Linked DNA regions of Mus musculus: regions 1, 3, 4, 5 and 6 are each linked to region 2. Evidence: chromatin loops called from intact Hi-C (ENCODE). Cell type or tissue: heart. All regions are shown on one strand. Links, peaks and the distances in the headings refer to the core of each region. The heading gives the core; the rest is flanking DNA. Region 1 has its middle 23 kb from the start of Gm51276. Region 2 overlaps 1700045H11Rik (RIKEN cDNA 1700045H11 gene). Region 3 has its middle 4.0 kb from the start of Slc45a1. Region 4 overlaps Gm36600 (a long non-coding RNA gene). Region 5 has its middle 11 kb from the start of Slc45a1. Region 6 has its middle 14 kb from the start of Gm51276.

Region 1 (4,812 bases), core at 388-4,387, 76 kb after region 2:
TCCTCTACCTCTACCTGCACACAGGGCACACGTGCCCACTCCAGAACACATGCAAACAAATAAATGTCATTTTTCAACATTTAAAAATAATTCCAGAACATTCTGTGACCCATTTCTTCTTGATTACAAAAATTTAGCTTGCTGGGCAGTGGTAGTATACACCTTTAATGCCAGTACTCAGGAGGTAAATACAGGCAGTTCTCTGGTCATCCTGGTCTACAGAGTGAGTTCCAGGACAGCCAGGGCTACACAGAGAAACCCTACCTTGAATACACACACACACACACACACACACACACACACACACACACACACACACACATATATATATATATATATATATATATATATATAATTAGCTTACATTCATTTCTGGTTACTGATTTTATGCATCTTAATGAATATTAATTATTTTTCCAACACCAGATATTTTCTTCTGTTTAATATTGTCCACCTAATTTGCTTCATAGTTTTAAAACCCTTTGAAGAATCCAAGAAGACAAGAAAAGAGAGAGGGGAGAAAGGAATGGGATTTGCTAAGAAGTCCCAAGAATCATGGGCCTCTCTCTACTGAGGCCCTAAAATAACCCAAATGTGAGCAGGGCAGAATGAAATGAAATAACCCCCTTTCCAAGAAGTTCTGCCTGGAGAACATTTGTGAACAAAACCGCGGCTCCCTCTGCGTCCTCCACCCCCTGTTTTGGTTGGCCTTAGGCCAGCGCCTACTCTTCCCTCCTAACCAAAAACATGGCCCAGACAATGAAAACTTTCTACATTTTTTCCCTTTAAATGTCTTCTATCTCAATTAATCCCTGGCATTTTGATTTACAGGTTTGTCTTTTAAAACTCGCACCCCGAGTACGAAACCTGCCTGCCCTCTCCAAGTTTGGAAACATCCAACCGCCCGCACACCTCCCAGAGTTCCAGGGACGCAGAGTTCCAAGATGGTTTTTTTTTTTTTTTTAATCTTGTTTATAAGAACAACAAGGCCAGCTCACACATGTCAGAGCGCCGATTACTCACAGTCAAAAGTAATAGAAAGCTTTAATTGGTTTCTCTTTCTTCTGTGATGTGCATGGTATTAATCAGCCATGGGTTTTTCTCCTAACCCACACCCCTAAGAAAGAGCTGAAGACTTTTCCAGTTATGCAACTTGGCGGTGGGAGGTGGGAGACAGGGGGTGGGAGAGGTGATGGAGGGCCAAGAAGGGTGACGGATGTCAAGCGGGAGGGGGCGGGGTGGGAAGCATGGCAGGGAGCTCTCTCTCCAGGACCCATTTCATATTCTTAGGTCGCCCCTAGGTTATCTTCTTTAAAAAAAAACATAAAGTATTTTCTAATAAAAGAGCGGGAAACGTTGTCGCTCAGACGTAGCTTGCCTAGCGCACGTGAGGTTTAGAGATTCGATCCCTGGCATCCTTCCAAAGAGGCAGGCAGGTGAGGCAAGTATGTCACCTCGTAAGCATTCCTGTTTTCAGGGCTGTATTTTCCCTCCACAACCAACACATCTTTAAAAAAGCATTTAAAGCAAATTCTAAATGGGCTATTACTTAACCCATAAAGACTTGGGTATGTACCTACAGCAGATGCCAGCCCGACCACAGCATCAACTGAATACCACGATGGTTGCTTCGTCAGGCAGGTGGACCACAGCCCAGCGTCTGGGGATCAGCTTAGGGTCAGCAGAAATGGGCAGTGGGGAGACCAGGTGGGGTGGAAGGGGACACCAAAGGCGAACAGGCTGGAACCTGTGAACCCCTGTGTGTCCGTCTGCTGTGTGCCGGCTTTATGCAGCCTCTGGAATCTGCTGTGTCCTCTGGACCGCTTCTTACCTGGAGGTTTACAGAGAAAGGTTTTGGGTATGAAGTATGAGCTGCTATCGTCTTACTCTTACCCTTTCCTGCTGCTCCATGATGAGTGTGTACACGTGGTGTGTGCGTGCACTTGTGTGTTCGGGTACACATACACATGTGTGAAGCATGTGGATGGTAGCCAGAAATCATCAACCTTAGGAACTGTCCATTTTTTCCTTTAAGACATTGCTCAAGACTAATCATAAGGCTGCTTCTGCTGCTTCTTCTTCTTCTTCTTCTTCTTCTTCTTCTTCTTCTTCTTCTTCTTCTTCTTCTTCTTTTTCTTCCTCCTCCTCCTCCTCCTCCTCCTCCTCCTCCTCCTCCTCCTCTTCTTCTTCTTCTTCTTCTTCTTCTTTTTCCTCCTCCTCCTCCTCCTCCTCCTCCTCCTCCTCCTCCTCTTCTTCTTCTTCTTCTTCTTCTTCTTCTTCTTCTTCTTCTTCTTCTTCTTCTTCTTCTTCTTCTTCTTCAATCTTACTTAGGTATTATTAGGTCTGTGAATTATATACATGCAGGTGCCTGAGGAGGCCAGAAGAGGGCGCCAGATCCCATAGATGTGGAGTTCCAGGCAGTTTGAGCCACAGGACCTGGGTGCTGGGAACTGAGTCTGCACTTCCTGTGAGAGCAACCATCACTCCTAACTGCGGAGCCAGTTGCTGGGTTTTCATGTGGGAGCTCACTTGGCAAGCGCTCCCTGACCCTCCTCTGATGAGTTTTTACAGCTGGTTGTTCACAGTGGAGTCAGAACAGGATCCGCACATTGCTGCATACTGTCAGGTCTCCTACAGTCTCTCGACTCCTCCTCCTCTTTTCCCACAGCCATGCTGCTGGAGCCGGACTGCTTATCCCGAGGGAGCTCCTCACACTTGGCTCTGACCAGCTCTGTTCTCCTGGAGAGGCCCAGGGGGCCAGCCATCTGCTTTGATGTGTGTGGCAGGCAGACCTTGGGTTCCTTTGTCTTGTCACTTCCTTTGGGCTTCTGTGTTGTCCCTACATGGTAGGTGTCTGTGGTTGCTAGAAGTCAGGAAGAAATCTGTGTATAGGTATAGCTGGCCTGCAACCCCACTTTCTCAATCCCTGAGGGTGAGCAATCCCATGTACGGAATAACGTTTCAGAGATAATTTCCATCCATAGAGCTCCTGCAACCATCAGGCCTTGTGTCGGAGTGAGTCTGTCTCCATCTCCTTGATGGCTCCATGTGCTGTTTCTGCCTTCAGCTTGCTGAGCTGCCAGTGCCCAGTGGTACCAGCTCCCTGTAACACCAAGAGCCTGTCAGCCTGATTAACATCTGAGATGAGACTGCCTGCATCCCCTCCCCGTGAGCAGGTGGAGCTCTCTGTGGAGCCAGGGTTTTGGGAGCTGCGAGAATACAAGGTCCCCCAGAACAGAAATTGCAAAACAAGTCAGAATCCTTTCAGGGCGCCAGGAAGACAATCTCGTGGGTTTCCTAAGGGGCCGAGTGACTCTGCTGGTAGATCTTACTGCATGCTTCAACATTTACAGCCTGTGCTCATTCACCGTTTAAGATGTGCTTGCTAACAACTCACAGCCTCAGGTGAGAAAATATTCAGGTCCCCTGTTTCTTGAAGCAAGCTTGACTTCAGCAAGGCCATGTGCTCCCTCCTCAGAGAGAAGAAACCAGAATGGATGCCCAGGTTCCTCCAACTCAACGCCTCCAGATGCTCAACGGTTCGGAAAGTCCACTACCCGACCGAGGCTCGTGCTCCAGTACAGAATGCGGCATGAGGACCGCAAGATGCTCAGATCCTTTCGAGGCAAAGAAAGGAACTAAGGTGTTTTTTAAAAGAAGGCACATGCAAGAATCCAACTCCAAGTCAGAGCTCCTCGAGCCTTGATTCTGAGCCCTGGTCCAGAGCTCTGCCAGTGTTTCCACAAAAGGATCGTCGTGTCTGAGATAAAACAAAGGTCTTCCGGAGAAGCAGATCCCAGCGGGTGGGGGGAGGGGCCTAGGGGTTATCAGTCCTGTGTAAGTGAAGTAGGGTGCCCTGGAAGGTCTCCGGGATGCACTGGATGGCTGTGAGTTGGGGGGCCTGAGTTTGGAAATCGTCAGAAGCCACCAGCTCTGTCCACTTCATGCTCCAGGGAAGCAGGTACATGAGTTTGAGATGTACAGAGGGAAAGAGGCTGATGCGTAGAAGGAAACAAAGACGCTGTTGGCTGGGGGGATGGATACAGGGTAACCAAGATCTGATACATCCGAACAGAGCTGGTAGCTCAGGCCAGTCGTTTCTTTCCTCTAAAGTCAGGGTAACAGCTGTCTCTCATTATGAAGATGTTTATGGTGTCTAGGATTTTTTTTTTTTAAGTAAAGCAAAACAATAACAAAAAAAGAAAACCCCGGGGCTGGAGAGATGATTCTGTGGTTAAGGGCTTTTGTTGTTCTTGCAGAGGACCCAGGTTCAGTTCCCAGCACCCACCCGGTGACTCACAACCATCTGTAACTCCAGTTACAAGGGATCCGATGCCCTTAACTGGCCCGGACATGCAGGTGGTGCACATACACACATGCAGGCAAAACACTCACACATACACACACACACACACACACACACACACACACACACGCATGTACATATGCATATGTAGCCCCCTAATATCTAAATATCTAAAACTTTGGCATAAAACCCAATTTAATAACATTTCAGGAAAAGCCAGCAAGAAGTTGGGTCTTTTGTCCTGAAGTTCTCCACTTAGCACATGCTGAGACCGGAGTCATTGTCCCAGGAAGGGCGGATACCAGAGAGTGAAGGATGGGGAAATGGGGTCATTTGTGTCCTGAACCCCAGACCTGTGTGTTTCCACAGCTGTCCTTCCATGGCCCTCTGGGGAGCTCTGGCTCAGTTCATCTTGGCCCAGGAGCCACATGACCAAGGCCCTCTGGTCTGGAACAGCTGACCACAGCTATGGACCGGGGGTGGGGGAGGAGGCGGGGGTGGGGAGA
Region 2 (4,812 bases), core at 399-4,398:
TAGCCTTATTAGCATGCTTTTATATTCCCCTATTCACAAAACAGTGATAATCTCCACAGCAACCGCGGGATACACCCCTCTGTAGAGAAAGAAGACCAACAAGATCCTCCTTCTGCACTTGGGAGCTGGAGGATGTGCTCATGTTTTGGTAAATCATCATCAAAACAAAACAAAAAAAAAAAAGTCAGAGAATCACTTGAGTAATTCACGATTAATCTGGGTTTTTCCTTGGACCAACTTTAAACTTACAACAGAAAACATTTAGTTTCCTAGTTTTTCTGAGGGGAGGCAATTAGAGCTTCTACCTCACTGACTTTAGCTCATAATTATTCATACACTGAAGCTTTCTCAGCTGTGGAGGAAAATGTATACTCTACAGGCTACTTAGCGGTGTTGTATAATGACGCTGTTATACCAGAAACGCTGTGGAAGAGTTTGAGAAGAGTTCAAAGTGAAAATGCTCAGCCAGTCATGTGACAGGGTCCTGGAGGATTGATCGCGTACTGTTCATTGACCTTTAATAGTTCAAACGCCAGGACGGAGAGTTAGAGAAACGCTCTCCTTGCCTCCAGCCTATCTTGTTCTAAATTGTCTCTGTCTAGAAATTGAAAGCTTTTCCCCTTTCCTTTCCTTTCCTTTTCTTTTCTTTTCTTTTCTTTTCTTTTCTTTTCTTTTCTTTTCTTTTCTTCTCTTTTCTTTTCTTTTCTTTTCTTTTTGTTCATTTCCTCTTTCTTTCTTTCTGTCTGTCTGTCTTTCTTTCTTCCCCTTTTTTCAAGACAGGGTCCCTCTTTGTAGCCCTGGCTGTCCTGGAACTCACTTTGTAGACCAGGCTGGCCTTGAACTCAGAGATCCACCTGCCTCTGCCTCCCGAGAGCTGGGGTTAAAGGTTTTTGCTACCATAGCCCAGCTCCAAGTTTTCACTTTGTTAAAGTCTTTCAAAGTTTGCTTTGCTTTGAGGCCGTTCCCCCCCAAAGAATTCTGATTAGCTGGTTTCTTTAAAAGCAGAATTGAACACAGTATCTTAAAGCATTAGTTTTTTTTTGTCATGTTGACCCAGTTTGTCAGTTTGCACCATTCCACTCTTGGAGTAAGAACAAGGTTGGGGTTCTGGCTCAGGAGCCTGAGACTCATGTGGGGTACTTTCCCCTTGCTCTCTCAAAGAAATCCAGCATGTCTTGCCTAAGCATAAATGTGTCACATGGAACTTTAGCGAATGTATGTTTATATTTTGCTCTTGGCAGCCTATATAAAAAAGTACACACATTTTTGTATTCTTCTTGTCTTTTATCTACTTCCTTTAAAGACAAATATTTAAGAGAGAAATACTTTTTGCATTTCCTTATTAATCATAGGGCCTTTGTTTCTGTCAATAGAGAATGCATATCACACACTTTTCACTAGATGTAGATGAGCGCTATAAAAACGCATGCACGGTGGAAAATTTACATTTCTTAGTTGTCACCTGATTAGTGTACCACACTGTTGGAAACAACCACACATAGGCATGCGTAGGCACACACACATATCTGCAGCAAACTCTGTCTTATTTTAAAGCCTGCATGAGCACCTGAGATTCAGAGTCCAGATGGCTCAGCTGGTAAAGGTGCCGGGTGCCAACCCTGATGACCTGAGTTCAGCCTCTGAGACTCACAGGCTGGAAGGAGAGGGCTAAGTCCTTCCATTGCCTTCTGACCTCCACCTGTACTCACGCAGAAATGAGCAAATGAAAATTTAGAAAACTGTAAGAAATGCCTGGGAAGGAACTGAAAGGGGGCTTAGGGGTGGACTTGATCAGAGTACATTACAGACATGTATAAAATCCTCAGATGATGATGATAATAATATAGAATCCTGAGGCTCACTCATAAGGAGTGCTTCCTGATAGCAGAGGCCTCCACTGAGCCATGAACTTAACTGCTCCGTGAAAAGTACCACACGCATGCACGTGCATACACATACATACACACACAAACATGCACCACATACACACAGTGCACACACATACAACACACAACACTACATACACACACATGCACCATATGCCACACACCACACACACACAGACAGACACACAATGCACACACACATAATACACATACTCCACATACAGACATGTCCTATATACCACTCACACATAACACACACCAAACACACCACACACACAAACACAGGGTTTAGGGGTAACATGTGGCCTGTGAGAAGACTGAGTATGGTAGTTGTGTTAGAATTTTTGAGTCTGTAGTTTGGAGTGTTTTAGGGACAGGACCTGACTTCTTTTCCTCAGTATAAAGGCGGACTATGTCATTTGTTTTCAATTGAGTCACCTTTTGTGTACCTAAGGCTTCCTTAACAAACACTGCCTTTTCAATTCTAACCCATCTCTAGAAGCTTACAGATTTAAGACCTTTCCAGCAGCCTGTGCGTCGACTTACTTAGATACGGAGTCTAGACGTTTATTGAGTTAGTTTTCTCAAGTTTCTTTGCGTGTTTTCACAGTTAAGCTTGTGTCCGAAGAACACACTGTATTTCCTATTAGCTGGCCAGTAGGGTGTGCTCTAGTCCCTTGCCAAATTAATTAATTAAAATATTAATGTAAACTCTTCATTAAGAGATTTCGGAAACTAATTTTATGTCTTTGTGACTACCGGCACATGTAGGGCGTGTTTCTATAGACACACGTTACATATACATACATAGTACAGATGGAAAGTTTAATTATGCTGTTGAATAAAGAGAGCTTTATCTGCTTAGCACTTCAGCTTAGACCTAAAATAATTTGGTTTTTTTGTTTTTTTTTTATTATTCCAAGTAAAGATGAATAAGGAAGAGCTACAGTAGCAGGCATGGTGTTCCCTGCTTGTAATCCCAGCAACCTGGAGCTTGAGGAGGAAGGCTTGAGAGTCCAGAGCATCCTGGGCTACATCTGTCTCAAGTAAAAACAAAGTGGGAAGGGGTGGGGGAATGCAGTCTGTGGAAATGTGTGTTTGAACCATCACTTAGTCCTCAGAAGCAATAAGAATACGTCTTTGTGCAAATTATTTAACCTCTGGGTGTCCAGTAACTTGGAAATAGGAGTGGTTCTTACTCTAGTAGGGCTATTAGACAAACAGATTAACATGGTCAGCATGTAAAACATTGCTCAGGGACAGTTAGAGTTCAATAAATGTTGTTATGTTATTGGTTCTATTGTTAGCTTCATTGTTATGGTCATATATCCTCCGAGAGGTGTTTAAATATCTTTTGCTATAAAATTCCCCAATTCTAGATTGTTAACTATACCTGAAACAATCTGTGGAAGAGGTGATTTCATTGCCTCCAGAGCGCAATGATTGATGGGATGTTTTCCCTGACTTGTAGCATCTCCTCTTCCGAGGCAGTCAGATCTAACAACAGGAGTGAAGGTCCCAGCTTCTCACTAACCTGAAGGCAAGGTGTAAAGTGGCTCTTAAGTCTGTGGCATCTACCCCTCCGTTGCCATCACACACATGCGGGGCAGGGAGGGGGGGTGTTTCCCTCCAGAGCACAGTAGACTTCATCTGCACAGAAGCCTAAAGCCCCTGCAGAACCCTCTATGTGAATGGCTTTGTGAATTTCTCTGGGATGCGAGGACAATGGATATGCTCAATGATTGGGTATTAATATGAAGACATTTGTATAAAGATGTTCATAAACACACACACACACACACACACACACACACACACACACACACACACACCATGTCGCAGCACTGTAAAGCTGAGAGCTAGGTTGGTAAGATGATCTCTTTTCCTGAGTTTTCTTGTCCTTCATGGCTGCCTCACACAATGGGTTTCTTTGAGGAGTTAGCGAGCCCTCTGCTGCGGTGCTCCCTCGCGTGTGCTGCGCGGGTCTGGAGTAAATCGACTTCCCAGCACCCGAGTGGGAGAAAGAGCTGCTTCAACTGGTGTGACTGCTGGTTCTCACGGAAGAACTAAGTTGAAGTTCGGAACAGGGTGTGAGCGATGGGGCCGTGAACGTGGGGAGTCTGTTGTGTTTGTGGCTCATGGCAACCCTGGGATGCCCAATTAAAAAAACAAAAAAACTGTGAGCAGTGGAGTTTAGTCCTTGGTAAGGGGTATAACAAAGCATTCACTCACTCAAGTCAAATTTAGCAAGCTGCCTCCCACTTGTCAATCACAGATCTAGCACTGGGTATACACTGGTAAAAGAGTGAATATAATTTTTGTTTATATTATATTTGTTATATAGAAACTTACAGTCTAGTGGGAGAGAAAGATGGCAGACAATGGCGTGGTGGCACACACCTTTAATCCTGGTACAGAGGCAAAGGCATGTGAATGTCTGAGTTCTGGGCTAGCCTGGTCTAGGACAGCCAGAGCTAAATAGTGAGACTCTGTCTCATAAAATAAAACAAGTGCTAAGCCAGAGGATAGTGGTGACAGGAGATCGAGTGTATCAGGAGACCAAGTGTGTCAGGAGACTGTGTCAGAAGACTGTGTCAGAAGACTGAGTGTGTCAGGAGACCAAGTGTGTCAGGAGACCAAGTGTGTCAGGAGACCGAGTGTGTCAGGAGACTGTGTCAGGAGACTGTGTCAGAAGACTGAGTGTGTCAGGAGACCAAGTGAGCAGGGCTGGCAGTAGATGGGCGAGACATTCTGAGACCCTGGTGAAGTATGACAAGAGGTGGTCTATCTGAAGAGCCTGCAGAAAGGAATAGCCCAGCGTGGGAGAGAGCTTCGTGCAACAGGACAGCGGAAGGCTCAGGCTGAAAACAGGAGGAGGGCACCGCAGGCATCTCCAGCATAACTGATATGGAGAAAGGAGGTGGCC
Region 3 (4,812 bases), core at 321-4,320, 190 kb after region 2:
ACATTGTTAGAAGATGACACAGAAGATGTTCACGACCTCCAGGGAAGGGGCAATTTCTTAGCCAGGACCCCAGGGCAATTCCATAGACAACACCCATTGATACTTGATTGAAGTTACAACCTTGCAAAGGACTCTATCCAACACACACATGAACACTATAAATCATTAAGACGGGCACGTGGGCAGCAGAAAGATGGACAGAGGCCTGAGCGGGCATGCTGCAGAAGAGAAACTAAAATGACTTAAATGTGAGGTGCTGAAGCCCTGTAGTCACCTGGACATGTAATCAGGACGTTTGTTTCCTGTCTGTCCATCTCCCCAACAGGAAAGACCTCAAACAGTGGTGAATGAGCGGGCAGACAGTCCTCATTGCCTGCCTTCAAGAGTGCGGATAAGTACAGCCTTTGGGCAGACATGAAAGAAGATGTCTGCTCCAAACTGCAGCTCTTGAACATGTACCCTGCAGGATGCTCCAGTGTGTACCTGTGCGGGGTTATAATGCCCTCAGTAGGGTTGCATCCAGTGAGCCTGCAGACCAGATATCTGAGCAAATATCCCGAGGCACGCTTGTGGAATGGAATATTTGGTATGGAAAATGAATTTGAGCAGTGTGCAGTGTAGATGCAGATAACCTTCAAGAATTAAAACAATGAGGCCAGGCAGTGGTGGTGCATGCCTTTAATCCCAGCACTTAAGAGGCAGAGGCAAGCTAGCCTGATCTACATACTGAGTTCCAAGCCAGCTAAAATGACATAGTGATGCCCCCTCTTTTATTTAGAGGAAACATTTTTTTTAAAGATTTATATGAGTACACTGTAGCTGTCTTCAGACACACCAGAAGAGGGCACTGGATCCCATTACAGATGGTTGTGAACCACCATATGGTTGCTGGGATTTGAACTCAGTACCTCTGGAAGAGCAGCCAGTGATCTGAGCCACTGAGCCCTAACCACCTCTCCAGCCCTGAAACCCTCTATCAAAAAGTGAAAAAAAAAATCATGAATTAGAAAAATTATTACCTTTATTTACTTATTTAGAGTGTGCGCCGCCATTATGTAAGTGCTACAGTGTGTGGAGGACAGAGGACATGTGAGAATCGGTTCTGTCCTCCCGTCACGTGCGCTCTGGGGAGCAAGCGGGGGTCCTCGAGCCTGGCAGCAAGGGCCCTCACTCTTTGAACCATTTCGCTAGCCCAAACAATCACAAATTCTAATTCATAACAATCACTAAGAGAAAAGATGGAGTAATTTGAATTTTTCGTGTTTTTTTTTTTTTAATTGGTTATGTGCTTAGAGGTTTGCGGAGTTGATTCAGAATTGTAACCAGCAAGTCAATCAAGCCATCTGAAAGCAGACATCTGGCAGGGTGGTCTCGAACACTGGCCAGGACCCCTCGCTATCCTGCAGCCAATAAGGTTCTCCTGAAGCCGCGGGACAAGAGCGTGCAGCTGGCTGCCTGCTTCCCTTCCCAGTACCACAGTGCACCAGTACCCAGGTCCCCAGGGTGTGAGGCTGTCACTAATTTTGTTGACCTCCCCCACAACTCTGCCTCCCAGTCCCAGATGCTCCTCAGATCATTCGAAACAAGAGCAAAGAACCCACACCACGGGCTGAGGTGTGTGGGTCACCGTGTGTGGCTGCACAGCACTGTAGAAGGGCATTTCTCCACATCCCTCCATTCCATCTTCAAACTCCCACTCCAACCCAGTCTGTTGGCATCCTCTCTTACCCACAGAAAGATCAACGCAGTGGCTAGCCTAAGATCGACTGTTCTTGCAAAAGACCTGAGTTCAGTTCCCAGCACCCATTTCTGGCAACTCGCAAAGTCCTGTAACTCCAGCTCTGGGGATCTAGCGCCCTCCTGTGGACTCCAAGGCTACCTTCACACAGATACACATTCACACACAAGACACATACGCATAACTTAAAAATAAAATCAAGGGATTAGAGATGCCTCAATGGTGAAGAGTTCATGTTGCTCTTTCAGAGATGAACTCAAGTTCAAGTCCCAGCACCCACACAGTAGCTTAGAACGACCTGCAACTCCAGGTCAAGGGGCCCAATGTCATCTTCTGACCTCTGTGGGTACCAGGTACCCACATTGTGAATACCTATATATACCTGCAGGCCGAGCATTCATATGCATAAAATAAGAAAATTTTTGAATTTTCAAATAAATAAATAAATAAATAAATATCGTTGAGAGAGAGAGAGAACGTGTGGTCTGAGAAAACCCTAAGTGGCTCCGTGCTTTGCAGGAAAAAGCATGTTTAAGAAGGACGGGTAATTTTTATTATTTATTTTTATTTTTTTAAGCCTCAGAGCCAAGGTGCCACTTGCAGACCACAGCTGCCCCCGCGAAGGTGGGGCTCTGGCGCCACCTAGTGGGAACGCGGAGTACCTGTTCCCACTGCCTGGCTCCTCTGGGTCTTGTTCCTGCTAACGTTGCCATCCTGGTCTTCAGACAGAGATAGCCGCTGGGAGTCATGTGTGACGTTATGCGGGAACTCCCGATCGCGTGTAGGTCCCCATGAGCTCTGCGAGATTCTGAGATTTGACACTGATAGCCTGGTCTCCTGGAGTGTCCCAGGTAGACACCCTGCCTGGCCCTGAAGCCAGTGTCCCTGGGTCTCTCTTACAAGCTCCGTGTGACTTCTGGCCTGATGGACAGTCCTTCTCCCACTGAGGCTGGGAGGAATCACGACACTGCATAGAGTCATGGTTCCCTTGCCTAATTTAGCCCTGATCTCCTGTGAGTTACTGTGTAGACAGGAGTGAATATACACAGAAAGAGACAGAAATAAAAGGAAGCAAAATTGCTTTCTTCTGTTCCTGGAAGGGTTAAAGAAATAAAAAGGAAGTTTCTAGATTTGGAAAGTAAAAGGAGGGCAGAGGAATTTTTGAAATTTCTTTCTTTCTTTTTTTTTTTTTTTTTCTTTCTCTCAACAATGCCTAGATTTTTAAGCCCTTTCTCCTGCTGGAAAATCCTAGTGTGACAATGAGAAACTGGATACCAATCTTTGTCTTCTGCACAATCCTCCGTGAGGCACCTGCTGCCGCCCCACCCCCACCCCCATTCCCTCTTCTGGACGGAGGTTCTAGCTTCCCTGCAATTACATGTGACCATGTCTCCAGGACCAAGTCCTGGATGTGAAAAGGGTCCCACCCATAGGGGAAGGTAGCATTTCCACAAGACTTCAGGGAGGGCCTCCACGGCCAAGGAAAGCCCTGGCTCAGTTGGTAGAGTGTTTGCCTAACACGCATGAGGCTCTGGGTTCAAACCCCAGCACTGTGTAAACCAGCCCTGATGGCAAACACCCTTAATCCCAGCACTTGGGAAGTAGAGGCAAGAGGAAGATCAGGGGTTCAAGGCCACTTAGTCACGAAGTGAATTCTAGGCCAGTCTGGCTACATGTGACCTGTTTCTCAAACAGGTTTCCAAAGCTAGGGTAAAAGTGCATCCCAAATTCCTAGACTGGAGAAACAGAAGCAGGAGGCTTGCTGTGACATTCTCTTGTTTGCTGACTGATGTGGAGGGCTCAGCCCACTGCGGGTGGGATCATCTCTAGGCAGGAGGGCCTGGGATGTAGAAGCTGTGGGAGCAAGCTGTGGGGCGGGTCCCTAACAGTGCTCCTCCATGACCCGTGCTTCAGGTCCTGCCTTTGGGTTCCTGCCTTGGCTTTCCTCCATGATGCACAGTCACCGCACAGGAACATGTAAGTCAGGGGACCCTTCCCTCTCTCAGCTGCTTTTGGCCATGGTGATTCTCACAGCAACAGAAGAGCAAGCTAGGACATGTCTCTGCCTGTCCTTGGCCACTTCTACCCTCAAAGTTGTCTCCTCCCATCTAGGCCAGGCCTCGACCTCCTGTCCGACCCGTCCCCACACCCACCCCTGACCTTCTCAGTTTCCCACCAAGAGCCTCATGGTCTTTGCAGAATAGGAATATAGCTTGTTTCACAGTGCCTGCCCCCACCCATGAACCCTCTCTGGCTTCTCCCTGCTCTTAGACAATGGCAACAGGTGGTGTAGCTCAGTGACATTGTTCAACATAGCCTTCAAGAGGGTCCAGGGTCCAAGCCCAGCACACACACAAACACACAAACACACACATACACAATCACACTACTTAAGCCAGCATGGTAGCATAAACCTATAGAGTTCAAGGTCAGCTTAGGTAGTATAACGAGACCTCATTAAAAGAAGGAAAGGGGGGGTGGGGGATGGAAAGATAGAGGAGTGGAGGGAGGGACAGATGGAGGGGGAGAGATGGAAGGAAGGATGGATGAGGGAGAGAGGTGGAAGAAGGAGGGATGGAGGAAGGGAGAGATGGAGGAGGGAGAGATGGAGGGGGGAGAGATGGAGGGAGGAGAGATGGAGGGAGGAGAGATGGAGGAGGGAGGAAATGACAGGAGTCCTGCCTCCAGCTGCCACTGCAGCCCCTCCTCTCCGACACCTGGGCCTCTGTGCAGCCTCTCCCATCACAAGGCCTCTCAAGCTCTGTGCTCACTGGGCTCTTCCCTGCCCACAGATCTGCCACCTGTGGGCAGATCAACCCTTTGTTGAGAACGTCCTCAGCCTTACGTTGTCTTCGAAGTATCATTTCTTCAACATGTCCTCACCTCAACCCCCACGGCCATGCATCTCCCTCTGGAGCAACCGTGTGGCTGCTCAGCACAGGCCTGTAGTTGTCTGGATCATGTCAGGTCCCCAGGGCGTCTGCACTCACTCCTCTTCCCTGTGCCCAGTGTCACTTCTCTTCAAGATGTCAGTAGAGCTGACCCTTTACCTCCGCGTATTTCTCTAAATATCA
Region 4 (4,812 bases), core at 577-4,576, 140 kb after region 2:
AAAAAGAAAGAAAAAGAAAGAAAAGAAAATGGTGAGAACCAAAAGTCACGGAAGTTGACCTTCCTCCACCTGCTGAGTGCCAGGATTACAGGATTGTGCCATCACACCTGGATCATGTGATGCTGGAATGGAACCCACGGCTTCCCTCTTGCCAGCCAAGCACTCCACCTGGCAAGCCAAGCCCCCAGCCCTGCATTGACTTGAGCCTGGGGAGACAAGTCACTGGGTACGAGTCATTGCTATGCCATCGTGAGGCAGAGTTCAAATCCCCAGAGCACACATGGCTGCACACATCTGTAATCCCATCACCTTGTGGCCCAGAGACAGAGGGATTGCAGCACAGCAGACCCCTTTGGTCTCCTCATGCTCCTGGGTGGATAAATGTGCAGCGTGGAAAAAAAAAAAAAAAAAAAAAAGTCGGGCGGTTGTGGCGCACACCTTTAATCCCAGCACTCGGGAGGCAGAGGCAGGCGGATTTCTGAGTTCGAGGCCAGCCTGGTCTACAGAGTGAGTTCCAGGACATCCAGGATTATACAGAGAAACCCTGCCTCAAAAAACCAAAATGAAATAAAATAAAATGTGCAGTGTGCACACACAGACACACACAGACATGCACACACACACACAGACATGCACACACACACAGACATAACACAAAGACATACACAGACACCCACAGACACACACACAAAGACATACACAGACACACACACACACACACACACACACACACAGTAAAGAAGAGCCAACTGGAGACCTAGTTCGGTTGAGAGGGATGCCCTAGATTGCACGAGGTCCTTAGTACCATGCTGTATGGGCTGGGGAGGTCCCATTCCACGGTTTCCAACAGCCATTAACTCTCAAACACTTTTTGCCACCTGAGCAAGCTCCCCCAGGCCAGTCTTGGGAAACAGGAGGGTATGTGCTGTACGGGGCACCAGGGCTGCACAAGTAGAGATGAACCTTGGGGAGTGTCAGGAGTTTTAGAACTTGAAAAGATTTTGAGACTCCTTCACACTGCCCCATCTCTTTTGTAGGGAAAGAAGTCAAGACACAGAACAGGTGACATCTGCGGTCTGTCAACCGCAGGACTCCCCTCCACACCCACTGGCCCTGGAGGGCGCAGGATCTTTGCTGTAATCCTCCTGTACCATGAGAGGTCACCATGAGAGGGAGGGAGGGAGGGAGGGCTGAGGCTGAGCCAGCCCCATGGCTCCCCAACGCAGTGCCTCAAGAAAGGCCAGATTCCTTGTCCCAAACAGGACAAAGGCCTGCCTGCCTTCCTCCAGGGTCTTTATTGAGCTGTCACAACCTTTCCTCTTTGCTAGTTAACTGGGTGTGCTCCCTCCGGAGACACAGGAGACTAAGCGTGCCTTTCTGAGAGTTCTCCCTCCCCTCCCCCCACCCCCAGCTCTGTCCTGTGACTCTGCTCAGGGTGGATATGCCCAACCCTGACTCTTCTAGCCCTACCTCCCAACTTGGCACAAGTTCCATTGTCCCAGAGACTTGACTTACCAGCCAGAACCCGAGGGAATATTGTTAAAAGGTTGAAGCTTAAGATAATCACAGAACCATAGCCTAGTGGGGCCCTTCAAGGGCCAGGCGCTGTGTGTCTGCTCTGGCTGCAGGCCGGAAGCCAGGCCGGGGGCAAGCAGCTGCCTGGACCCTGGCAATGTTCTAGAAGTGACAGAGGAACAGGTTCTGAGGACTCAGTAGACCGTGTCAGCCTTGGCTCCCTGCAGCCTTGGGTTTCAGCCTTCTAAAGGGGGGGGCGGGGCAGCCAGTTCATCTATCATGAGCCCTGACTGGGAGAAGAACTTGAGGTGTACTTTATCATGGCTCCTACCCGATTCCCCTCTCCTCCGTTCCTCTTCTTTTCCTCCTTCTCTCTGCCTCTCCTCACCCCCTCTCTCTTTTGCCTGGTTCTAGGAACAGAACCCGCTTCACGCACATTAGGTCAGAATTCTACTACCAAACCCTGATCCAGTTTCTCCACCCAACCCCTTAGTGTGTGTGTGTGTGTGTGTGTGTGTGTGTGTGTGAGAGAGAGAGAGAGAGAGAGAGAGAGAGAGAGAGAGAGAGAGAGAGAGTATAAGCATGCTGTTATATGCTCAAGCACTTGGGTGTGTGTAGAGGCAGGGTAAACCCGGACCATCATTCCTCAGGATGAAGTTTTATTGAATCAAGAGTCCTTCAGTGGGATCCTGGGCCTGTAGATTATGCGAATCTGGACTCCCTCTGACTCTGTTTTCCCAATTTAGGGATGGCAAGCACACACCACCATGCGTTCTAAGGACAGAACTCAATTCCTTAAAATTGTGTGGCAAGAACTTTATTGACTGAGCCATCATGACCCAGCCCCTGAACCAGTTTCTTGAAGGCACCAGTTCCTCCTTGGCACAGAGTGTGGCCACAAGACCCTGAGGCTTTTGTGCAGTTGATGCAGGTTCTCCTCAGACACTCACTCCCCCTGGGTCTGTGGATCCTCGCTGTGCCTCTCACCCCGGCTCTTTACTTACTTCTGATGCTGCTGATAGATTTAGCCCCTAGAGATAGCACACAGCAAGACTCCAGCAGTGAGCAGGTGGAGCCCACTGGTGGAGGTACTACATAGTACCAACTGTCCTCCATGGAAGGACCTTGGAGTTTGTTGAATATCTTGGTGTTGAAGCGCTTTGATCCTGGTCACAGCTCTGTAGACAGAGCCTGTCGATTTGCCCAGTCTTTAGAGGCAAAGGCTGAGCCCAGAGGTGCTCCTGGCCTGGCTAGCTAGATCCCTGAGCCCCAGATACTCTACATGCTAGGAGCCCTGCACCCTTGCCCCCAGGCCTGTGGTGGTGTGAGGAGCACTCGTCAGGGCGGCTGCCACACCGACAGGGCACTGAGTCACAGGGCAGAGATGGCTTTCCATGATAGCAAGTTGGCAGATGTGGAGATACAGTCTCAGGACCTGGCGCTATGGCGCCCGCCTGCCTCCTTCCTGGCTGCTTGACACTGGTTAATTTGTGCTTGGAACGTGTCAGCGACTCTTCAGGGCCCCGGTTGGCACTCCCTGACCTTTTGTGGATGGACTTGGGGAATTGGGGTTTTACTTCCAGGTGGGTAAATGCATATTTGGAAATAAGTGTGTGGAAAGGAAGCACCCACAGACTGGCAGTATGTGAGGCCAGAGAACAATGACCACTGACAGCCTGCAGGAGGGACCCTCTGGGGATGCGTGCAGAAGTGGCTGGGAAGAGGCCTTCACACTGAGGGTTGGAGACTGGGCCACGGCTCATTAGCTGGATGGACGGGTGCCCAGAGGTGGGTGGAAAAGAGCAGGTGCCTCCTCTGAGGCGCATCATTAAACCCCTGCAGAGTTTGTGCTTGGCTTTCAGGGACGGTTGCCAAATTCTTGCCCTTGAAATAATGCTCCCAGGTCTTCCTGTTTGGAGAACGCCAGGGAAGCTGTGTGAAGGAAGGGCCGAGAAGAAATGAAAAGTGAGAGTAAAGTCCGAAGGCCTGAGGAGAACAGAGGTGACGGCAGAAACGCCACAAGTAAGGGTATTTGTTTGAAGCAAATAACCGGAGCCACGGCCAAGGTCATGTAGTACAGCCAGCAACAAGAATCCTCGGCCAACATCTGGACGGCTGGGGATTCATGAGCAAGCCAGAGGGCCTTACCCAGCTCGAAGAGAACCATACCAGGCTGAGTAGGTCAGCTGAGTTCTGCACCCACAAAAATCCACAGTCACCCAGGCAAGGACCACAATGTTAGCTACCAGTATCCACAGGACTTTCCATCTGCCCGCCCCCATCAGCAGGCTTCAGGGCTGAGCTGTGGAAAGCCAAAGGACTCTGACTCACTCGCTGGTCTCTTCTCCAGCCTCGTCACAGTTCTGGGAATGTGAGGTACATTTTGAGCAATGGGACATTCCTGAGCCAGGGCTAGTAGCAGTGATAAGTCCACCGCCCACTTCCCCTCTAGTTGTACAGCCTCAATCCAGGGACATTGCTGAACAAATATGCCTGAAGCTCACACTCCCTAGGGAAGAAACCCAGCACAGTACAACGTCCTGCCACAGAGCAGGCACGGGACGGGTACAGCTGCTGTCCCCTTGACTTTCCACAGATAGCAAAGATGTCTCTCCACCCAGGCACGTGGCATTCAAGACACGACTATTTCATAACACACTCACAGGGTATCTAGGAACACATCTGTCCTGGGGGGTAGACATTGGTGGGTTTGGGGGACATTTGAAGTCACAGACAAGTGACTGTATAGACCTTTGATCTGTGGGTAAACGTTTGTACATCTGAATCCCAGGAAAACATTATTTATTAACAGGACAGTGAACAGGCTAGATGGGCAAGCTTGTGGGGGGCACTGGAGCAGCGGAGGACGAAGAGGACAGGGTTAGGGGCGTGGACCTCACCGGGGGAGCCATCATGGTGGGGATGAGACTTCACAGAGTGTAGTGACAGACAACCATGGGGAGGAGGGTTGTGCTCAGGGCACTGAATGCCAGGCACGAGGGAGAACCAGACCCAGGAGAGACAGCTCAGGCAAAAGCCTTTCAGAGAACACTGAGACCAGACTGAAGCAGAGCTTGGGCTCAGCAGGGGGAGATGATGCAGTGGAGGTTCCGGCACACAGGTAGCCAGACCCTGTGACTAGATCCACAGGTGCTGCGAGAGCTGTGGCAGGGATAACCCTGCACAGAGAGTGATATTACCAAAGTGCCACCGCAGGGTCATCTCGATGGCACTTTGAACTTTGCCCTTGAAAGGACTGGTGTTTGGGAGCAGTCAGGAGATTCCATCACCGCTGCC
Region 5 (4,812 bases), core at 378-4,377, 190 kb after region 2:
CCAGCGTCACTCAGCCAGGCGGGCGGACCCCATCCTGCCTCCTCCTGCAGGGGAGACCCACAAAGGAAGCACTCTCGTGAACACTGTGGGAGAGGGGACTCCAGTGGTATAGGGGAGGCCATTAGCACACGTCCACCCTTCACCAAAAGGCCAGAGGCCCCCATGACCTCTTTCTGAGGAAAAGACAGAGACTCCCCAGAGGGTGGCCAGGCATCACTGCTGACAGGAACTGCCTCTGAATTAAATTCAAGGCCACAGGCATGGACCCAGAGCAGTAGGCAAGAATCCAAGGCACTGGCTCCCTTCCTGTGCCCTGGTCTCCGCCCAGCTCAGTTTGGGTTCTAGAAAGTTCTTATAGCATCAACTCTCATGCTTGGCTCCTGAATAGGGCCTGGTCTCAGAACCCGCATCAAGCAGCTCACAACTGCCTGTAAGTCTAGCTCCAGCAAACGCCACAAATCGCCCTCTTCTGGCCTCCACGGGCAACTGCACCTACTTGCACATATCCGTCCACCATTCCCACTGACCTCTGTGGGCAATTGCCCACACATACACACACACACACACACACACACACACACACACACGCCACACCACATATGCATGAACTTTAAATTTTTTAAGTATTCTTTTGAAAAAGAGAGATGGAGGAGAGTGGAGAAAGAGAGAGAAAGGGAGGAAGAAAGAGAGGAAGAAGGGGAAAGAGAGAGAGAGAGTGCAGTGCACAAGGGCGGCGGGGGGGGGGGGGGCATTGCTGGAAAGACATAGAGTTGGGAATTAGAAAAAGACTTTTCAGCCAAGAGTTTAAAGTACTCAACTCCAAGCAGATCTGCCTGAGCTGCCCCAGGAGAGCAACGATGTTGCTTTTGGAGGCTCGTAATGCCCTCACACTGGGTAACCCGTTCTCCTTGTCTAGGAAATGGTGGAGCATGTTCAGCTGAGTCCCTCTTGCTTTGGGGGCACTTTGCAATCCTCAGTGGCACACAATGATCAAACACAGCAGCCACAGCGTAGTCCCAGGCCTCTGCTTGTCTCTGTGATACGCTGGAAGAGAGCTGACATCTTCCTGCCCCCTCATTCTAGATCCAAAACCGGGAGCTGCGGAGAAGGCTCAGCAGTGAAGAATACCGGGAGAAACTGAGTTCAGTTCCCAGCGCCCACCTTGGGCATCTCACAAATACCTGTAACCCCACCCCAGTCCCAGAGGCTCCTACACCTTCTGCTGGTCTCTTCGGGTTCCTGAATGCACATCATCACATAAAACTCCCACAGTGGTTGGGGATCCAGGCTGCTCTGTCTTGCAACTCTTGCAGAGCCTCCTGCTGTGCCTCTCTGACATTTGAATGATGGTGCAGATAGAAACAGTTTGAGGAGTAGTTCCTAACAGCAATTTATTTTATGTATATGAGTACACTGTAGCTGTCTTCAGACACACCAGAAGAGGGCATCTGATCCCATTACAGATGGTTGTGAGCCACCATGTGGTTGCTGGGAATTGAACTCAGTACCTTTGGAAGAACAATCAGTGCTCTTAACTGCTAAGTCACCTCTCCAGCCCCATGACAGCAATTTAAAACACTAAATATGACACACTAGAACTCCTGTAACCACGACATGCTCTCCTGTTATGTCTTTATTATCCAAACACCTTGAGTTGACAGAATTCTTACTACAGAGCAGCAGAGGGCTCTGAGGCTAACAAAACTTTCCAGTTACTTCCACAGCAAACAATCCTCAACAATTCTTGGTTGTATGCCGATGTGTGTTCAGGCGTGCATACGCACGTGTGTGTGTGTGTGTGTGTGTGTGTAGTCCCTAGTATTATTTTTATGTATATGCTCATGCGCTTGCCTGAGCTTATGTGAACCGCATTCATGCAGTGCTCTCAGAGGCCAGAAGAGGGCGCTGGATCCCCGGAACCGTAGTTACAGATGGTTGTGAGCTGCCCTGATGTCAGGGGACAAACCCCTGAGAGCTTAACTGCTGAGCCAGCTCTCCAGTCCCTTTCACATTATTTTTTGGTACAGGGTCACTCACTGAACCTGAAGGTTGGAACGTTGGCTAAATTGGCTGGCCAGCAAGCTCCCAGGATCCACCTGTGTAGCACTGATGTGTCAGCGAACACGGGAGCTGGTGATCCGAGCTCAAGTCGTCACTGTTGTATGACAGACAATTTACCTTGCTGATCACTCAGTCAGAGCTCACTCCAGCCCTGACTGTCGCTGCTCCCACATCCCCTCCCTAGCCCATGTTTCTTGCTGGACGAGCAGCCAGCAAACTGCTTCTAGTAACTTTTCCCCTGGCCCTTCCCAAACAGTACCATCTCAATGGAAGCTGTAGCAGATGCCATCTTGCCTAGCTTGAGCCACAAGGTCTCGGAATAAAAGACCCATCCCGAGGCAGAGGAGGGCCGGGGAGGTCACAAGAGTTACTGAATGGTGGGTCTAGAGGAAGAGTTTTGAACCACCAGAAAGACAAGGAAGCTAACTTCAAGGTATCTAGGTAAGGGTAGGAGGGTAGTCTTGCACTAACAGGGAAATAAGGAAGGAATCTAAAATATGTCAGGGAGCTATGAATGAAAGGCACCTTAGTTATATCCGTGTGTGTGTGTGTGTGTGTGTGTGTGTGTGTGTGTGCTTAACTCTTTCGTGTCTGAAGTCTCTGGATTCCTAGGTTCCCAGGGAATCCAGACACCTAGGATATTTGTTTACACACTCCGAGGGGCTGTTTATCCCTCTCCATAGACGCAGGGCTAGAAGAGTCGGTTACAAGGCTTCCAGCGATGGAGAGAGGTGCCCCAGTGGTTTAGTGTTCCCGGCGAGTCCATCACAGACTCACGGGCATATTCCTGCTGTCTGCTAGTGGATGTGAGACTGCAGACAACTGTGGGCCAACCGGCCTCTAGTTCCAACCTGACACAGATCAGATGGGTGCCCAGAAGGGAGGAAGGGAGGACCCTGAGGTTAGAGTTGGCTCTTGCCCAAACATATCCCCCTCCCCAAAGAATCTAATTTCTCTAGAAAGAGAAAGCTCCTGCAACTGGGGTGAGTCGAGAGGAAGGGAGAGAGGGAGGCAGGCAGACAGACAGACAGAGACAGAGAGAGAAAGTTAAAAACAGTAAAACAAAATCTCTTTAAGGGCAGCATGGGCTGTTGGGGCGGTGGCGGAAATGTCACCCAGCAGGAGACACTGATCTGATTTGAGAGCAGGCTAGCCTGTGGAACGCCTAAAGGAGGCTTCCAAGAAAGAGACGACAGCCCCATTCAAGTAGGAGAAGTAATGAGGAGAGCTGCGTTCTGGCCCCAGTGAAGGGAATAAATGTGCCCCGAGGTGCAGTCACTGAAGGAGACAACAAAGGTGGACATCGCGGCGTGAGGGCCGAGTGGAGACTGGCGGCTGTGGGAGGGGTCCCCGCTCCCCCTGGCTACTCAGGTTTAAAGGAAAGCAGGGTGTTTTCATTCGACTCTGATCGCTGAACAGTGCCGCAGTAATTCCGCCCCATTTACCTTCAGAAAGAGCCACAATGGAGTCGGGGGAATTAGGAGTCAGGAAGCAAGGTGTTACACCTTGAAAACAAAAATGGGGGCGCGGGCAGGCCCAGCAGTTCTATAGTCAGCTGCGAGGGGAGGGGGGCGCCCATAGCTGTGAAGACCGATGGAGAGTCCGGTTGTAAATCACACCCTGGCTGTGCTTCCCAGGACACCAAGTACTGTTTTATTTTAAAAGCTGGTTCTGCTGCCGTTTAAGTTAACCTACTCATTAAAAAAAGTGCCTATGCTCAAAGCAGCCACCCCCAAAAGGGCCTCGAAGAGCCTGAGTTTAAAAGGCTCGATGGGGTAGATGCTCGCCGGGCAAACCCGGGGAGTTCGTCTCTCTGGCACCCTTGTACATACACTGCCTCTGCCCAACACACACACAGGTGATATACACACACATGCATACACACAGCCACACATACAATGTAGGTAGCACAAACACGTTCACACACATAATTCACACCCAGTACACACACGTGTGACACATACACACATACATATATACTTACAGACACACACGGGCAATGCACACACAGCAAATACACACATGTACACAGCACACAAACACACACACTGGGGTGGTACACACATATGAACATATACATGGATGACACACATTCACACACAGTAGTGGCGCACACACACACACACACACACACACACACACACACGTCTTTATCCCAGACCACAGAGACAGACTTTTCACTGGGGCTGATCCTAAGCAACCCTGGGACAACAAAGATACCCAGGCCAAATGGTGGTGTCAGGGTTAAGTGGTGTGGCCTCCAGGTCTGTCCTGGTGAGCGTTGATTCCCAAGGTAATAAATAGTGTTGAAGAGGGTGCAGGCTTCACCAGGTTTTTGTTGGAGTTTTGGCACTAAGCCTCTGCAGGGGACGCGCCAGCCCTTGCCAGGAGCCTGTCTGTGAACTTCTAACCCTAGCTGCCTGGATTCTATCTACTTCCCCAAGAAAGTTACAGACCTCAGGCTGCCAGACTTGGGACATCAGAGGTCGATTGGGCTGCATAGCCTCTTAACTGTAAGTGTCCCCCACATCCTCGGTGCTGTGCCTCTCCCCCCCCCCACGCCCCCAGCCTGAGAATCATGGAGAGCCTGGCTGCAGGCCTGTGCTGTGGAATTCTCACCAACCACATGACACAAAGCCCATCCCCCACCTAGGGGGTCTGACCTCTCCTCAGAGCCCCTACCATGCTGTCTGTCTGTCCACCTGTGGAATTAATAACTCCTCCAGTAATCTGCTCTCCAAAAAGGCAATC
Region 6 (4,812 bases), core at 244-4,243, 66 kb after region 2:
TGGCCCTGTGCCAGTCACACCAGCACTTGTGTGCCAGTCACACCAGCATGTGTGTGCCTGCCCCCACGTATTTCTTTCTGTGCATGGGGTAGGGGAAGAGATCAGAAACTGCATTTCTACCTCTGGCAACACAAAACTGTGTGTCCCAGATTCTTGTGACTTTCCTTTCCCATAGTCAACTGGACAATTCCTTCTCTGAGGGGACCCGCCTGGCAGAGGCCCTCAACCATCAGAGTTTGTTTCTCAGTATTTAAATTGTATGCCTTCTAAACATCTGGGAGAAAGCTTGCTACATTGTAACTAGAGCAGGAGTCCTCTAGGTGTTTGTTACCCTCCCGTTAGTCATGGAGTGGCCGTCTTGGATATCAGTTTGACTGCCGTGGTATCACTACACGTCTGTTCAAGTTACTCTTATTTAATCATGATCCTCAACCCAAGAATTATGATGCTGGCCATTGAAATGTGACAAAGAGGAGCCCCATAATTGCTTCCTTTAAGAGTAGAGAGGAACAGTAAGACATTTTGAGAGACTATAAGTCTTTAATTTTTTTTGTTTGTTTGTTTTATTTTGTTTTGTTTTGTTTTTCTTTTTTGTTTTTTTTGAGACAGGGTTTCTCTGTGCAGCCCTGGCTGTCCTGGAACTCACTCTGTAGACCAAGCTGGCCTCGTACTCAGAAATCCGCCTGCCTCTGCCTCCCGAGTGCTGGGATTAAAGGGCGTGCACCACCATTGCCCGGTATACCTTTAACCCTTGTTACAGCATATTGCTATAATTGTTCTGTTATGATTAATGATTGTGGCTTATAGCTTACTGTGCCAAATTTGTAAGTTAAATTTAATCAAAGGTAAACATGTATAGAAAAAACCATTGTATGTATGTGTATGGGTATGTATGTGTGTATGTGTGTATGTATGTGTGTATGTGTATATGTTGAGTATTGCTCACAGTTGCTGGTACCTACCAGGAATTTTGTCCTGTATCCTCGTAACATTCTGTCCTGGGGTGGAGAGACAGATCTGTTGTTAAAGTGTTTGCCGTGCAAGCATAAGGACCAGAGTTCGGATCCCCAGAGCCCCTGTAAATGCTGGATGGCCATAGGACCTGCCTATAATTGGAGCATTAGGAAGGGTGATACAAGGATTCAACAGAGCAAGCTAGCTAGCCAGACTCACCATACTGGTGAGCTCTGGGTTCAGCTGAGAGAGCCCATCTCATTGGATAAGATGGAGAACATTCATGGAAGACCCAGTATGAGCCTCAGACCTCCTAGGACAAACACGGGTCCATGCTCCCACACGCACGTGGATATGATATACACACATGAGGGAAAGAGAAGCTATGAAACACTCTGTTCCGATACTCTCATTGAATTTTGCTTTATAGGCTCCATTTAAGGGCATGGATGCTCTCAACTTAGCAGGCCAGGCTTGTAGCCAGAAAGATTTCTCAATCCCATAGAGTTCTCTGAGATCTGCCGGTGTCTTTGGCTGGGTCAAACTAGACACCACGATCTAATTACTTGGACTCCTCTTTTGTGTCCCTCCCAACCCTAGAGTTTTAGGCCATGAAGTTCTTTTGTTAATAGCCATAAAAAATGTAGTATTAAAATGTCCCATTATCGAGAAAGTACACCAGGCCATAAAAATAGGGCCTCCCTCATGATTGCTTCAGAGTTGACGCAAAAGCACAAATTGTAATTCCTCAGAGAACTGGCTGTGTTGAAATATTTACAGGAGGTCAGGGGTCTCCCTCCCTGCCCCCAACCCGGGAGCAGGGAGCAGAGACCCAAAGATGTGGGCAGCAGTGAAGCCAGGCAGGCCTCTCAAGCTGTGTTTATACTGGAAAGCAGTCTGGAAAATGCCCCCCATGGTTTCCCTGGAGCCTGGAGGTGGGCCTTGCAATACCAGAGGAATGAAAACAAGCCGAAGTGCTGTGTTTAGCACAATTTACTAGGAAAGGTCCCTCTGAGAGCTGCAGCCGGACCTGAGGGCTGGAAAGGAAATCGAAAGGGCAAGGGAAGTCAAAGCACAGAGCAAGGCCAAATAACAGTAATGATAGTCATAGAAATAATAATTTTTACAAAGCCACCCCAACTTGATTGAGACAGTGGAAAATTTACAAACATGAAGTCCGTGCAGCCCAGCACGTTCAAGTGGGTATGAGACAATCTGTTTTCATGTCCTCAAGTCCCAGTCGGGTCGTGAAGTCACTCCCTGAGGACTGGGCGAGCTGCTCTCTTCCCAGGGTGTCCCTGCTCCTTCAGCTCACACCCAGGAGGCTGTGGCCTGGCTGTTGTAATTTGCACTGGTTCTCTGAGGCCTGGCAGATGCAAACGACTCCTGGTAGTGGGTTGACTAAACCTTTATTACATTCCCAAGGCCCGTCAGTGATTGCCAGATGGATGGATGGATGGATGGATGGATGGATGGATGGAGGGATGGATGGATGGATGGATGGATGGATGGATAGAACGATGGGTGGATGGGTGGATGGGTGGATAGATGAATGGGGGGGTGGATGAATGGGTGGGTGGGTGGGTGAATGGATGGATGGGTAGATGGGTGGGTAGGTGGATGGGTGGGTGGTGCTCACAATTAGCCCTAGCCATTTGAAAGGCTCATGTGTGTTGTAGCCATGAGTGGAAGGCGTCTTTTTGCCTCCTCTCTGCTATCTTCCGATGGTTTGCCTTGCTCTGTACTAGGACTCACATATGAGGAGTTGTGTGACCAGAACACACCAACCAAAGCCTGCCTTCAAGGTTTGTCCAGCGTGGGGTGATGAGAGTATTCAATGGCTGAGCATACTCACTGTATAATGGTCCTGAGTTCAGATCCCAGCACACATATAAAAAGCTAGGGGTGGCCCTGGGTCCTGTAGCCCCAACACTGCAGAGGGCGGAGAAAGGATGATCAGAGCAGCATATCTGATGTCCTCCTTGGCATGCCCCATCCACCTACCTCTACCTGTGTGCATAACACACAGAGGCATACAATGATACACACAAAGTCACACATGCATACAACAATACACATGCTCTCTCTCTCTCTCTCACACACACACACACACACGAGTAAATGTAATAAAAAATGTTATAGTGATATCAAAATGCTAAGCATTGGTACTATGAGGTAGTCACTATGTGCCTGGTGCTACCCAGTTTATATAAACACCTTTTCTATCAAACCTTTATAGTAGCTACCATTTCCTTTTCCTTGCATTTTGTTACCCCTCCCCCGTCTCCTTTTGATACTGGGGACTGGACCTGGGCTCTTGTGCTTGCTAGGCAAGGGCTCTGCCACGGAGCTATGCCTCACCCCGTGCAGCACGTCCGGAAGCCGAGGCACAGAAAGATTATAGACAGTTGCTTCCAGGTTAATGGCTAGTAAGTGGCACAGATAGGCCTCGAACCCATGCACTCCAGGTTCAAGATCTGAGCTTTCTATTTTATTTGAGACAAAGCCCAGGCTGGCCCCAAACTTGTGATCCTCCTGCCTCAGCTTCCTGAGCACTGGGATTCTAGGTTGCATGCTACCAAATCTAAGCCAGGCACTGGGCTTTAATATAAACATATTTCTTTAAAGTACAGAAAACTATCTTAACTCATGCCATTTAACTCTTGTTCATAACTGAATTTTACACATTTTTAGTTTTTTAAAAGTCACTTTTGCTCCAAGTGGGTTTTTTTCAGGACACGCGCCTCTGAAGAGCGACTGACCAATTTGGTGTGTTGGGGATGAAGGCGTTGGAAAACAGAGGATACAGAGGGCATCTCCTACAAGATGGGGCCCCAGCTGGAGGACAGGTTAGACCCTCCCTTGAGTGTGCAACCGGGAAGCTCTTCCTTATAACCCGGGGAGATGAGAGGTCAGGCCACTCCCAGCTGAGCCTCGCCACAATCTATCACCTGTCCCGTCCTCTCCTAAGGGCCCATTCCTCTCCCCTGAAAGGCATTCACTGTCACCTAAGTGGCCTGTATTTCCTGCCCTTCTCCTGATGAAACTGATAACAAAATTCCCTGACTCTGACTGGAGGGATGACCTTGCTTCCCATTATGCCTTTTGTGTATGCACACATGCAACCAACCAACAGGAATAAGTTTATATCCCCACCCCACCAACCTCCACCCCCAACCCCCCAACCTCCACCCTGCCTCCTGCCCATCTGCCTATCTCAAATTCAACACCAAACCTAAGAGGAAGGTCTCTCCTCCCTCAACGCTGCATTCCAAGGTAGTGACAATTAGAAATCTACCCCCACCCCTGACCCAATCACTTTATGGCTTGAGTTCACACATTCAGTAACAGCCCCTCCTTTTAGGATCCAGAGGGAACATTCCAGGAGTGGTTTCTCACCCAACAGAAACCTCTGGATGCAGAAGTGGGACTAATATTGGGTCTCGGAGAACAAACAGGAACTGGGTGGAAGGGGCTGGAGAAGCCCCCAAGGCCCTTCATGTCTTTGCATGCCATGGTCTGGGATGGAGCCCAGGACCTGTGCATCCTGGGTACACGGTGTACCACAGAGCAGAACCCAAAACCCGGTCCTGGAATCAGCACCTTTCCTTGCAATCAGTTGACAATACCAGCTGTCTACCTTGTTCACGGATGTCATTTGGTACCTCAAGTCGATCTAGCTGCAGAGGAGGGACTAAGGAAATGCCTGAACATTGAGAGGTTAGCTACATTAGGGAACTAATTTAGGGCTTTATGCATGTGAGATGAACGCTACCAACACCCCCAGTTCATCACACAGGGAGAACTTTCACATGGTTTAAAGCAGCAGAAACGTCATCATCACACCAACGGGAGCAG

Evidence for each region. Hi-C counts contacts between places; a loop is a spot of excess contacts. Peaks named below come from ENCODE experiments on the same cell type or tissue, not always from the same donor. Only the 100,000 strongest peaks of a DNase experiment are listed, where the experiment ranks them.
Region 1: a loop joins it to region 2, with 2.4 times the contacts of the local background. A loop is called at or near these places in 5 of 42 quality-filtered maps.
Region 3: a loop joins it to region 2, with 8 times the contacts of the local background. A loop is called at or near these places in 21 of 42 quality-filtered maps.
Region 4: it touches region 2 in a loop (2.1-fold over the local background); 12 of 42 quality-filtered maps call a loop at or near these places.
Region 5: it touches region 2 in a loop (4-fold over the local background); 21 of 42 quality-filtered maps call a loop at or near these places.
Region 6: a loop joins it to region 2, with 2.5 times the contacts of the local background. A loop is called at or near these places in 6 of 42 quality-filtered maps.

Annotation. Positions count from the first base shown.
Region 1 is chr4:150,772,328-150,777,139 of GRCm38, reverse strand. No RefSeq gene overlaps it. Among named protein-coding and RNA genes, the nearest start is that of Gm51276, 23 kb to the left of the region's middle. In heart, for the core only: a CTCF peak has its summit at 2,402 (motif pointing right); DNase peaks (open chromatin) are centred at 809, 1,659, 2,699 and 3,190; H3K27ac peaks cover 298 bases.
Region 2 is chr4:150,847,907-150,852,718 of GRCm38, reverse strand. It overlaps 1700045H11Rik (RIKEN cDNA 1700045H11 gene), which reads left to right. Exons shown (of 4, transcript NR_040649.1): 2 at 60-148; 3 at 2,810-2,932. Among named protein-coding and RNA genes, the nearest start is that of 1700045H11Rik, 4.6 kb to the left of the region's middle. In heart, for the core only: a CTCF peak has its summit at 2,546; no DNase peak of the experiment used is centred there; H3K27ac peaks cover 668 bases; H3K27me3 peaks cover 226 bases.
Region 3 is chr4:150,653,761-150,658,572 of GRCm38, reverse strand. No RefSeq gene overlaps it. Among named protein-coding and RNA genes, the nearest start is that of Slc45a1, 4.0 kb to the right of the region's middle. In heart, for the core only: CTCF peaks have their summits at 1,851 (motif pointing left) and 2,388 (motif pointing left); DNase peaks (open chromatin) are centred at 1,842 and 2,392; H3K4me3 peaks cover 307 bases; H3K27me3 peaks cover 1,055 bases.
Region 4 is chr4:150,706,455-150,711,266 of GRCm38, reverse strand. The region is part of intron 1 of Gm36600 (a long non-coding RNA gene); the gene reads right to left. Among named protein-coding and RNA genes, the nearest start is that of Gm36600, 3.7 kb to the right of the region's middle. In heart, for the core only: a CTCF peak has its summit at 2,604; DNase peaks (open chromatin) are centred at 2,946, 3,116, 3,866, 4,456 and 1 weaker place; H3K27ac peaks cover 1,869 bases.
Region 5 is chr4:150,660,516-150,665,327 of GRCm38, reverse strand. No RefSeq gene overlaps it. Among named protein-coding and RNA genes, the nearest start is that of Slc45a1, 11 kb to the right of the region's middle. In heart, for the core only: CTCF peaks have their summits at 463 (motif pointing left) and 1,894 (motif pointing right); no DNase peak of the experiment used is centred there; H3K4me3 peaks cover 1,113 bases; H3K27ac peaks cover 1,151 bases.
Region 6 is chr4:150,781,959-150,786,770 of GRCm38, reverse strand. No RefSeq gene overlaps it. Among named protein-coding and RNA genes, the nearest start is that of Gm51276, 14 kb to the left of the region's middle. In heart, for the core only: no CTCF peak of the experiment used is centred there; DNase peaks (open chromatin) are centred at 1,370, 1,970 and 2,180; H3K27ac peaks cover 1,113 bases.